2 separate regions of the Homo sapiens genome follow, and region 1 is linked to region 2. A link is an interaction called in ENCODE POLR2A ChIA-PET data of the cell type or tissue named here. Cell type or tissue: Caco-2. All regions are shown on one strand. Each heading gives the region's core, and the rest is flanking DNA. Links, peaks and the distances in the headings are about the cores only.

What was found. ChIA-PET counts read pairs that join two places held together with the same protein. Peaks named below come from ENCODE experiments on the same cell type or tissue, not always from the same donor. Only the 100,000 strongest peaks of a DNase experiment are listed, where the experiment ranks them.
Region 1: POLR2A ChIA-PET joins it to region 2 with 7 read pairs; 5 of 35 experiments call an interaction of 5 or more read pairs at or near these places.

The regions. Positions count from the first base shown.
Region 1 is chr3:197,889,866-197,895,246 of GRCh38, reverse strand. DRC9 (dynein regulatory complex subunit 9) reads left to right here. Exons shown (of 12, transcript NM_032263.5): 10 at 2,488-2,619; 11 at 3,700-3,801. It also overlaps the pseudogene RNU6-858P. Among named protein-coding and RNA genes, the nearest start is that of RPL35A, 58 kb to the left of the region's middle. In Caco-2, for the core only: no CTCF peak of the experiment used is centred there; no DNase peak of the experiment used is centred there.
Region 2 is chr3:197,818,870-197,824,250 of GRCh38, reverse strand. It overlaps LRCH3 (leucine rich repeats and calponin homology domain containing 3), which reads right to left. Exons shown (of 21, transcript NM_001365715.1): 4 at 3,821-3,926. Among named protein-coding and RNA genes, the nearest start is that of LRCH3, 30 kb to the right of the region's middle. In Caco-2, for the core only: no CTCF peak of the experiment used is centred there; DNase peaks (open chromatin) are centred at 3,040 and 3,480.

The DNA.
Region 1 (5,381 bases), core at 334-5,333, 71 kb before region 2:
AAAATACCAAATGATGTTATTACCTTGTAGCCAGACCTTTTTGCCTGTCTGGAGCCTGTTCCCTCTTTGTTTTTTTTGTTTGTTTGTTTTTGTTTTTAAGTGTTAACAAGAGGAAGAAAGAGAAGATGTAAGAGATGTGACAGCACCAAACTGACATGTTGTTCTAACATAATCAGATTTTTTTTTTTAAGAGACTGGGTTTCATTCCATTGCCCAGGCTGGAGTGCAGTGGCGTAATCATAGCTCACTGCACCCTCAAATCCTGGGCTGAAGTAATCACCCTGCCTCGGCTCTGAGTAGCTGGGACCACAGGCGCCACCACACCTGGCTAATTAAAAACATTTTTGTAGAGATGGGGTCTCACTATGTTGCTCAGGGTGGCCTCAAACTCCTGGCCTCAAGCAGTCCTCCCACCTCTGCCTTCCAAACTGCTGGGATTACAGGCACAAGCCACCCCGCTCAGTGTAATCGCAATGATTGACTATAGCCATGTTTTTAAAAAATTCTATGCTATGTGCCACCTAAGGAACTTCTCAATGTTTCACTCTTGAGGTGCATCGTCCCCGAGTCTGAAAGTTACACATTTCTGTTCTTTTAGGGGTAACCTTTAAATTTTTTGTTTCTAGAAAGTACACAAATATGGAATGCTTCACGAATCTGTGTGTCACTCTTGCGCAGGAGCCATGCTAATCATCTCTGTATTGTTCCAATTTTGGTATATATGTTACTGAAGTGAGCACAACTCTTAAAATGTTAACATATATTTTTATACTTTTAGAATTTCTCTGTCGAGAGTTAGTCAATGTTTATACCTTCTTTTGCCTTTATTAAGGCAAAGAGACTTCACTTACCTCTTCTCTCGCTCTTCATCCCATGTTGAAGTCATTCACTTTATATGTAAATATATATAGTGATAATATATATGCAGATATTATGTATATATATGCGCATTGTGGGTGGACTTCACAAGGATTATTTCAGCATCACAACAACCCTCTGAGGTTTGTACTATGACTGTAATAGTAATACTGTATTATTGGCTAGGTATAGAATTTTATATATGAGGGAACCAGAAGCTTAGAGAATTTAAGTAAACTTTCTTTCAGTGCCAGAGTTGTGCTCTTTCAACTAGACTATCCTGCCTACTTTGGGATTTTAATTCTGAATTATGATTTATGATTAAAAACTATCACATAGCTTAAATACATGTTTTACTGGTTCTCTTCCATTTCTTAATATATCTCTTTCATTTTATTTTGCTACAGTAGTACATCCTTGAATAACTCTCTCAGAAATATTGAGTATAGTCTTTCTTTCCTTTACATTTGAATGCTGGGTTGGCTATGTGTAGAATCTTTGATTCACATTCACTTGCTTTTCTTTCTTTTTCTTTTTTTTTGAGACGGAGTCTCACTCTGTCACCCAGGCTAGAGTGCTGTGGCGCAATCTTGGCTCACCGCAACCTCTGTCTCCCGGGTTCAAGAGATTCTCCTGCCTCAGCCTCCCGAGTAGCTGGGATTACAGGTGCCGGCTACCATGCCTGGCTTTTTTTTTTTTTTGTAGTTTTAGTAGAGGCAGGGTTTCACCGTGTTAGCCAGGATGGTCTCGATCTCCTGACTCTGTGATCTGCCCACCTCGGCCTCCCAAAGTGCTGGGATTCCAGACGTGAGCCACTGCGCCCGGCCCTACATTCATTTTCTTTTAGAATTTTGAATACATTGTATCCTTCTTGACTAGGATTTAGTGCTGTCAATCAAAGAGAGATCCGATGCTATTCCTTATCCTTCAGACTTTTCTACATACCTTTTGTTTCCTCTTCATTGCAACTTCCCTTATCCAGACATCTAGATTACCCTCCTCCCCCTATTTTTTTTTTTTTTTTTTTTTTTGAGACGGAGTTTTGCTATTATTGCCCAGGCTGGAGTGCAATGGCGCGATCTGGGCTTACCGCAACCTCCGCCTCCTGGGTTCAAGTGATTCTCCTGCCTCAGCCTCCCTAGTAGCTGGGATTACAGGTATGCGCCACCATGCCCAGCTAATTTTGTATTTTTAGTAGAGACGGGGCTTCTCCACGTTGGTCAGACTGGTCTCGAACTCCTGACCACAGGTGATCCGCCCACTTCAGCCTCCCAAAGTGCTGGGATTACAGGCGTGAGCCACCGCGCCTGGCCCCCTATTTTAAAATTCACTAACATACAAGTAAAATGTGTAAGTACTTAGTGTATAGTTTGATGAACAGTTATGTATACACATTCATGTAACCACCACCTGGATAAAGATACAGAGAACATTTACAGCATCCCAAAGTCCCCCTCACCCCCATTCCCAATCAGAAATCCAACTCTCCACCCAGGTAAGTAACTACTGTTCTGCCTTCTCTCACTATGGAATGTTCTGCTTAATCTTGAAACTCGTATAAGTGGAATCATACAGTATACAGCGTTTTGTGTCTGCTGAATGCCATGTTTTCATGTTCTTTCCAAATAGAAACTTGAGGAGAGGCTGGAGTTCTGGATGGAGAAATACGATAAGGACACAGAAATGAAACAGAATGAACTAAATGCTCTCAAAGCCACAAAGGCCAGTGACTTAGCACACCTTCAAGACCTGGCAAAGATGGTAAGGAAGGAATTAGGGCGCTCACTGAGGACAGAGTGAAAGGAATTAGGGTGCTCACTGAGGAGGGAGTGGAAGGAATTAGGGCACTCACTGAGGAGGGAGTGGAAGGAATCAGGGTGCTCACCGAGGAAGGAGTGGCAAATAGGCCACAGTAGCTGGGTATTGCTATTTGGGGTCAAAAGTAGAGGTGCGCTTATAAGCCACCAGGATTCTTTTTAGATGCTGCTGCTGCTGACGGGGACAGCTGCAGTAGCTAACTTACGTAGTGCCTACTCTGTCCAAGGTGCTACCCACACAGCCCCTTGAGACAGATACTGTGATTATTCTTAGTTTATGACCTCTGGAGAGAGTCAGTGATGATTTCTAACAAGCTTGTGATTATGGTTTCATTATGGAATAAATGCAGAACTTCCTAAATTTCTTTCAAAAGTCAGCTACTGCTGGGCATGGTGGCTAACGCCTATAATCCCAGCACTTTGGGAGGCCGAGGCGAGCAGATCAGTAGAGATCAGGAGTTTGAGACCAGCCTGGGTAACATGGCAAAACCCTATCTCTACTAAAAATACAAAAATTAGCCATGCATGGTGGCACGTGGCTGTAATTCCAGCTATTCAGGAGGCTGAGGCACAAGAATCACTTGAACCCAGAAGGCGGAGGTTGCAGTGAGCCAACACTGCGCCACTGCACTCCAGCCTGGGTGACAGACAGAGTGAGACTCTGTCTCAAAACAAACAAACAAACAAAAAAGACAGCTGACTACTTGTGTATGTACATTCTCCCAAAGTTTAAAAAACAATCCATATTATTTTGAGATCATTGATCACACATTAATTCATATTTCATTTTTTATAAAAGATAGAATTTAAATTTGAATTATTAAAACTGAAAAAGTTTTGGGAACAATTATAAAGTTAATATGTGAATATTTACCATCTAGGAATCTATTACATTTTTTTCTTTGGTTTATCTTTAGATTGAGCATGTTTTATTTTGAAATTTTATATTAAAAGTGCAGGGCTGGCTGGGCTACAGCTTAGCCAAGAGAGTACTATAATAAATGATGAATGTCTATCTTTGCAGATAAGAGAGTATGAACAGGTCATCATTGAAGATCGTATAGAAAAGGAGAGGAGCAAGAAGAAGGTAAAACAGGATCTCTTGGAATTAAAGAGCGTTATAAAGGTAAAGAACCATAATCAGTATCTCGCCACAGCTGGCTTAACACTGAGGAACACAAAAGCATTTCCAATTCATTATCAAACACATCTCAGTATATCAAGGAACTGCAGATCTGAGAAGAAGCATGGACTTTTGTTATTATTAGAATTTGCCAACAGTCCATGGTGCAGGGAGACAGTTAACATAGAAAAGGACGTGCCCCCAGCTCTTCATCTGGGGAAAAAGAGGTGGTTAGCAGCGGAAGCAAAACCTAGGCCAAGAGACGAAATATCAGATTACTATGTCTAACCAAAACCAGCTCTTGACAGAATGATTCTTTTTAATATCCTTCTACTTCTTAAAATCCTGCTTATACATCAGCCCAGACTATCTGCTGGGTTCTGATACAAGCTGCTTAGGTGGGAAGGATAAGCAGCAAGTTAGAAAAAAATAGAGATATTTTAGTTTTATGTGAACTTGTGTGTCTCAGTGATGATGAAACTGGCAGGTCACAGATCACGTGAAATACTCGCAAGCAAAAACTGAAAGCTGGACGGCACCTGTCTGGAGCTGGCCCTTCTCTCTGAAGGTCGAGGCCCTAGTGGGTACACTGTAGTTTGGGTTGTATATTAGGGTGATCTAAAATAGTTAAGTTTTATACCACATTCTGGACCAGGTATCCAGACCCAAAGTTGGGCTTCCCATAAGGAGTCAGATGTGTAAGTAGCAAGTATTTATCAAGTTTCAATGGTGTTTCCCCATAAAACTTGTCAGTATTCCTGAATTTACAACAAACATGTTAAGAACGAGCTGAAGAGCACGTTTGCTTTCTTTTCACTAGTGGATTTGCTTCCAGTCTTTAGGGTTTAGTCTGACTTTAAAGCAGTAGAGACCGTATTGAGAACAACTGTTATCTAAAACCAAGATATTCAAGAAAGCTAACTAAATCTTTTTTAAAAGTACTAGGACAACTGATCTTTTAAGCAATCACTAAAGATATGAAATGCACAAGCAAGCCTATGAAAGTCATCTAGACTTATCTGTGCTTTTCTTTTTTTTTTTTTTGAGACAGCATCTCACTTTGTCACTCAGGCTGGAGTGCAGTGGCGCAATCTCTGCTCACTGCAACCTCTGCTTCCCGGGCTCAAGAGATCCTCCTGCCTCAGCCTCCCAAACAGCTGGGACTATAGGCACAAGCCACCAGGCCTGACTAATTTTTTTTCTTTTTTGTATTTTTGTAGAGACAGGGTCTTGCCATGTTGCCCAGGCTGGTCTCAAACCCTTGAGCTCAAAGTGATCTGCCCACCTCAGCCTCCCAAAGTGCTGGGACTACAGGCATGAGCCACCGCACCTGGCATTATCTGTGCATTTTTGGCCGAGTGCTTTTGCCCTTGGCCCAGGTAACTAACATTCTTTTTGGTTCAAATAGCTGTTAAGTATGGGGAACCTGGACTTTCCTCAAGGAAAGCAGTATAAGGAAGTCAGATTTCTACGGGTGAAGAAAAAATAGGTCAAATCAGATTCCTTTTCTTTATTTTTACTTGAGAACTTCACTCTTGAGTCCATGGCTTAAGCTCCGGGTCCTGCACGACAGGAGAGCATCG
Region 2 (5,381 bases), core at 68-5,067:
TCTACTAAAAATACAAAAATTAGCTGGGCATGGTGGCGGGCGCCTGTAATTCCAGCTACTCAGGAGGCTGAGGCAGGAGAATTGCTTGAACCCGAGAGGCGGAGGCTGCAGTGAGCCAAGATCATGCCACTGCACTCCAGCCTGGGCGACAGAGCAAGACTCTGTCTCAAAAAAAAAAAGAAAAAAACATGTACAAGAAAGGAAATAAAATCAGAGTACATCACTTGAATTGGCAGGGAACAATGTTTACATAATTACAGTAATGTGAACACTGAGTAACAATTTAATCAGAAGTTGTGCTAAAACTACACTGGGAAGATGGGAGGAAAGCAGTAAAGGCATGGTATGGTGACAGTGTAAGGAAACTAAATCCTCATCTATCATCACAATAGGAAGCTGACATAAGTGTCAAAGTTGCCCAAACCAGCAATAGCTATAAAAACATATCAGTTAGAAATATGTCAGCAGTCTGGGCACTGTGGCTCATGCCTGTAATCTCAGCACTTTGGGAGGCTGAGGTGGGTGGATTGCTTGAGTCCAGGAGACCAGCCAGGGGAACATGGTGAGACCCTTGTCTCTACAAAACAATACAAAATTTTCTGGGTGTGATGGTGCATGTCTGCAGTCCCAGCTACTTGGAAGGCTCAGATGGGAGGATGGCTTCAGCCCACAGAGTTCGAGGCTACGGTGAGCTCTGGTCACGCCATGCACTCCAGCCTGGGCAACAGAGTGAGACCCTATCTCAAAAAAAAAAAGAGTCAAAGGAGTTTAATGAAGGTACATACTTTTGGCCATTGAAATTGGTGTGCAGGGAAGTTTGAGGCAGGGGAACGACACTATTTAAGATTCTTGGCTGGGCACGGTGGCTCACGACTGTAATCCCAGCATTTTGGGAGGCTGAGGCAGGCGGATCACGAGGTCAGGAGATCAAGACCATCCTGGGCAACATGGTGAAACCCCGTCTCTACTAAAAATACAAAAAAGGCCGGGCACGGTGGCTCACGCCTGTAATCCTAGCACTTTGGGAGGCTGAGGCAGGCGGATCATGAGGTCAGGAGTTTGAGACCAGCCTGGCCAACATAATGAAACCCCGTCTCTACTAAAAATACAAAAAAAAAAAAAAAAATTAACTGGGCATGGTGGCGGGCACCTGTAATCCCAGCTACTTGGGAGGCAGAGGTTGCAGTGAGCCAAGATCACTCCACTGTACTCCAGCCAGGGCGACAGTGTGAGACTCCGTCTCAAAAAAAAAAAAAGAAGTAAAAATACAAAAATTAGCTGGGTGTGGTGGTGTGTGCCTGTAATGCCAGCTACTCGGGAGGCTGAGGCAGGAGAATGGCATGAACCCAGGAGGTGAAGCTTGCAGTAAGCTGAGATCGCACCACTGCACTCCAGCCTGCGTGACAGAGTGAGACTCCGTCTCAAGAAAAAAAAAAAAAAAAGATTCTTAATATTTTTTAATATTTTTTGAATGATGTAACATATTATTTGGTAAAAATTAATTTTAAATCAAAATGGCAATATAACAAAAGATATATGACATGTACCAAATTGCAATGTTAGAAATTACCAATTAAGTAACACAAACTTCCACACGAACGAATGTAGCTGTTGGAATAAAGCTTCACTTGCTAACTCAGTTCAACTATATGTGCTGAGATTATAAAATAAACTGTTAAAAAAATTGAAACTATTTGTGTGATAAACCATTTTGTCAGCAGTCTACAATCAAAATAAGATACAGAAATAAATTAGTTGATAAAACTATTAAGCTTCCATTGTCATCTGAAATGCTCAATTTTCATTTTGATTAAAACCCTAATATTCTCATTAATTGATTTCACACTAAATATTATTATAGGAGTAAGTCTTTGAAGACCAACCACAGTAGGCGAGTCCTGAGTACAGAGGTAACCCTAGGGAGAAATTTGGGGTTATAAGGTCCTAGAGGTCATGATTTTGGTTTTGCTAACCTTCATTTACATTCCTGAGTTGGTAGCAAACAGAACCAGGAGAAAATAAGGAAGGCCCTGAGGATAAAAAGTGTGAAGGTTCCTGGACAAGCCAAGTGAGAGGAAAGACACGCAAGGTTTTGGTTGCAGTAAGTATATAAAAGTGGACTGAAAAGGTCACGTTCTTACACATTTACTTGGAATCCAAAATGTCAAAGCTCCACTAGTATGTTAGAACTAAATATTATGCTGTATCAAATTGGTATAAATATTTGAATTCCACAGGGAAAGCGAAAACATCATTAGTTAATTCAACATGTATTGTGGCCAGGTGCAGTGGCTCACGCCTATAATCCCAGCACTCTGACAGGCTGAGGCAAGTGGATCTCTTGACCCCAGGAGTTTGAGACCAGCCTGGGCAACAGGGCAAAACCCCGTCTCTACTAAAAATACAAAAAGTAGGTGACATGGTGGCAAGTGCCTGTAGTCTAAGCTACCTGGGAGGCTGAGGTGAGAGGATCACCTAAACCTGAGAGGTCGAGGCTGCAGTGAGCCATGTTCGTGCCACTGCACTCTAGCCTGAGTAATGGGAGTGAGACCCTGTCTCAAAACAAACAAAATATTGATTGTACACTGTAAGTCATATTTTGTCAAAGAACCCAGAAAAGCACTGTCATGAAAATACCTTGAGAAGATTCCTTGTTTTTCTGGAATGTTTACCAATAAATTTCTGTATTTGATTCAAATTAATCTAGAGAATAGTGCAGGGGAAAGTAAATGAGAGCACAGTTGAGACAAGACTTGCCATGAGCTGATGACTCTTACTGCTGGGTGATGAGCAGAAACATATAGGAAGAAATATATATTCTGGATCTCATAAAATAATAGCTCTCATTTTCATCTTCCTTTCTAGCATTCTGTTTCATTAATTTGTGAAAGATTGATAAACTAGACTTCATTAATGTTTAATCATTTTTATCAAATACATATATCAGAGCTTGTAGTCAGCCTAAGTAAATAACCCGTCTCTTAGCGCAGTCTCTCACCCCATTTATCATTCACTCTACACATCACCTCCACATGGTTCATTAGCCTCTGTTTGAACATCTCCAGTGACCGGTTAAGTTCAGGTCAAAGTCCATTTTTAAGTGAGTGCTAACTGCAGAAATGTTTTTCATTATACTACACTATCCCCTTATCCAAACATGTTACATTTCCCCCAAACAGTCATGCTTACTGAAATTTCCAGGGACCCTACCCTGAGTTATTAATTACATCGGTTGACAAGATCTAAAAATAAAATCAAAGGTCAAGAGTTATCAAACCTTTTCATTGAAGAGGCTTTTAAAATCCACAATGGAACAGATAACACTATTAAATAAACCATTAGATTTCAAACACTGGAGGTAACACACACATACTCTCTCACACACACACAAACACACACAGACACACACACACTCTCTCTCTCTCTCCCCACCCCGTTTTTTTAAAAAAGGTCTCTTTCTGGTGCTCAGGCTAGAGTGCAGTGACCCCACCACAGCTCACTGCAGCCTTGGCCTCCTGGGCTCAGGGACTCCTCCCACCTCAGCTTCCTGAGTAGCTGGGACTACAAGAGTGCGCCAGCCCCCTGGGCTAATTTGTTAATTTTCTGTAGAGACAGACTCCCTATATTGCCCAGGCTGGTCTCGAATTCCTGGGTTCAAGCAATCCTCCCTCATCGGCCTCCCAAAGTGTTGGCATTACAGGCAGGAGCCACAGCGCCCAGCCTAGATGTAACCCTTATACATTTTTGTCTTGATTGGTCTGAGAGAGCTTTAAAATAATAAAACAATTATTTCATGGTTTCTTATTTCATAGTTTCTTACCTTCAGGCAAATGTACTAGGTGATTTCTTCTTACATTAAGGTCTCTCAAGGCCTCCAGGTTACCAATTTGGGAAGGTATAGTTTGAATTTCATTGCAGCTCACATCCTATTTCGAAAAGATACAAAATAAAGATTGTCCTAACATTACAAACTTGTCTGCTTTAAACTGTCTATAAAATTAGATATGTTTGGGAGACCTTCTGGTATCTCACTTAATAGCTTAATTCAATGGTTCTGAAAAGAGACTACCTACAGGTTCGAAGATTAATAAATTCAGAATACCATAATTCTGAGATCAGCCAAAATAATTTGTAAACCCATCATTATATGAACAGAGGGAAGCTGCCACATTAACACTTAAAATTCTTCCAATATGACTAAAAGAAAACAATACATTTACTATTTAGAAAAGGCCGCTTGCTGCGGAGTATGGTGGCTCATGCCTGTAATCCCAGCACTCTGGGAAGCCGAGGTGGGTGGATCACGTGAGCCCAGGAGTTTCAGACCAGCGTGGGCAACATGGTAAGGCCTTGTCTCTATTTTCTTTTTTTTAAAAAGAAAAAAGAATAAAAAGAGACCTCTTGCCAAATTTTTCAATAAGCCTCAAACGTTAATTTCCTTAAAGTATCCTTAGAGAAAATACTATTTTTACTTTTCCTACCAATTAATAATTGAAGTAGAATCAGAAGCTAGACTTTTTTTTTTCTTTTTTTTGAGATGGAGTCTCACTGTTGTCACCCGAGCTGGAGTGCAATAGCACGATCTCAGCTCACTGTAACCTCCGTCTCTCGGGTTCCAGCAATTCTCCTGCCTCAGCCTCCCAAGTAGCTGGGATTACAGGCACCCACCACCACACCCAGCTAATTTTTGTATTTTTAGTAGAGATGGGGTTTCATCATGTTGACCAGGCTGGTCTCGAACTCCTGACCTCAGGTGATCCACCTGCCTCAGCCTCCCAAAGTGCTGCGATTACAGGCATGAGCCACCGTGCCCGGCCAGAAGCTAGACTTCTGAGTCCAATGCTCTAGGCATTAAAATGGTTCTAAAAGAAGTTGAAAGGATATAGGTTCAAATCCTAGCTAGAAAAAAAAAAAAAGTTGAAAGCATAGAAAAATCGAGTCTGAGCCAAAAGGTAATAGCAATGTATAATCTCTCAGAAAATACGTATGTTGAAAACAGCAGTTTGCTTTCACTTAATGAAGAGGAAAAAAAGAGCGAACCAACAAGGATGTTGCTGAACAACCATCAGATGGGAATGGAGAGCTTTAGGGACACTCATTCTTTTTTCTTTTTTTTTTTTTTTCCCAGACGGAATCTCACTCTGTTGCCCAGGCTGGAGTGCAGTGGTGTGATCTCGGCTCACTGCAACCTCTGCCTCCCAGGTTCAAGCGATTCTCCTGCCTCAGCCTCCCAAGTTGCTGGGATAACAGGTGCGTGCCACCACGCCTGGCTAATTTTTGTATTTTTAGCAGAGATGGGGTTTCACTATGTTGGTCAGGCTGGTCTCGAACTCCTGACCTCAGGTGATCTGCCCCTCTCGGCCTCCCAAAGTGCTAGGATT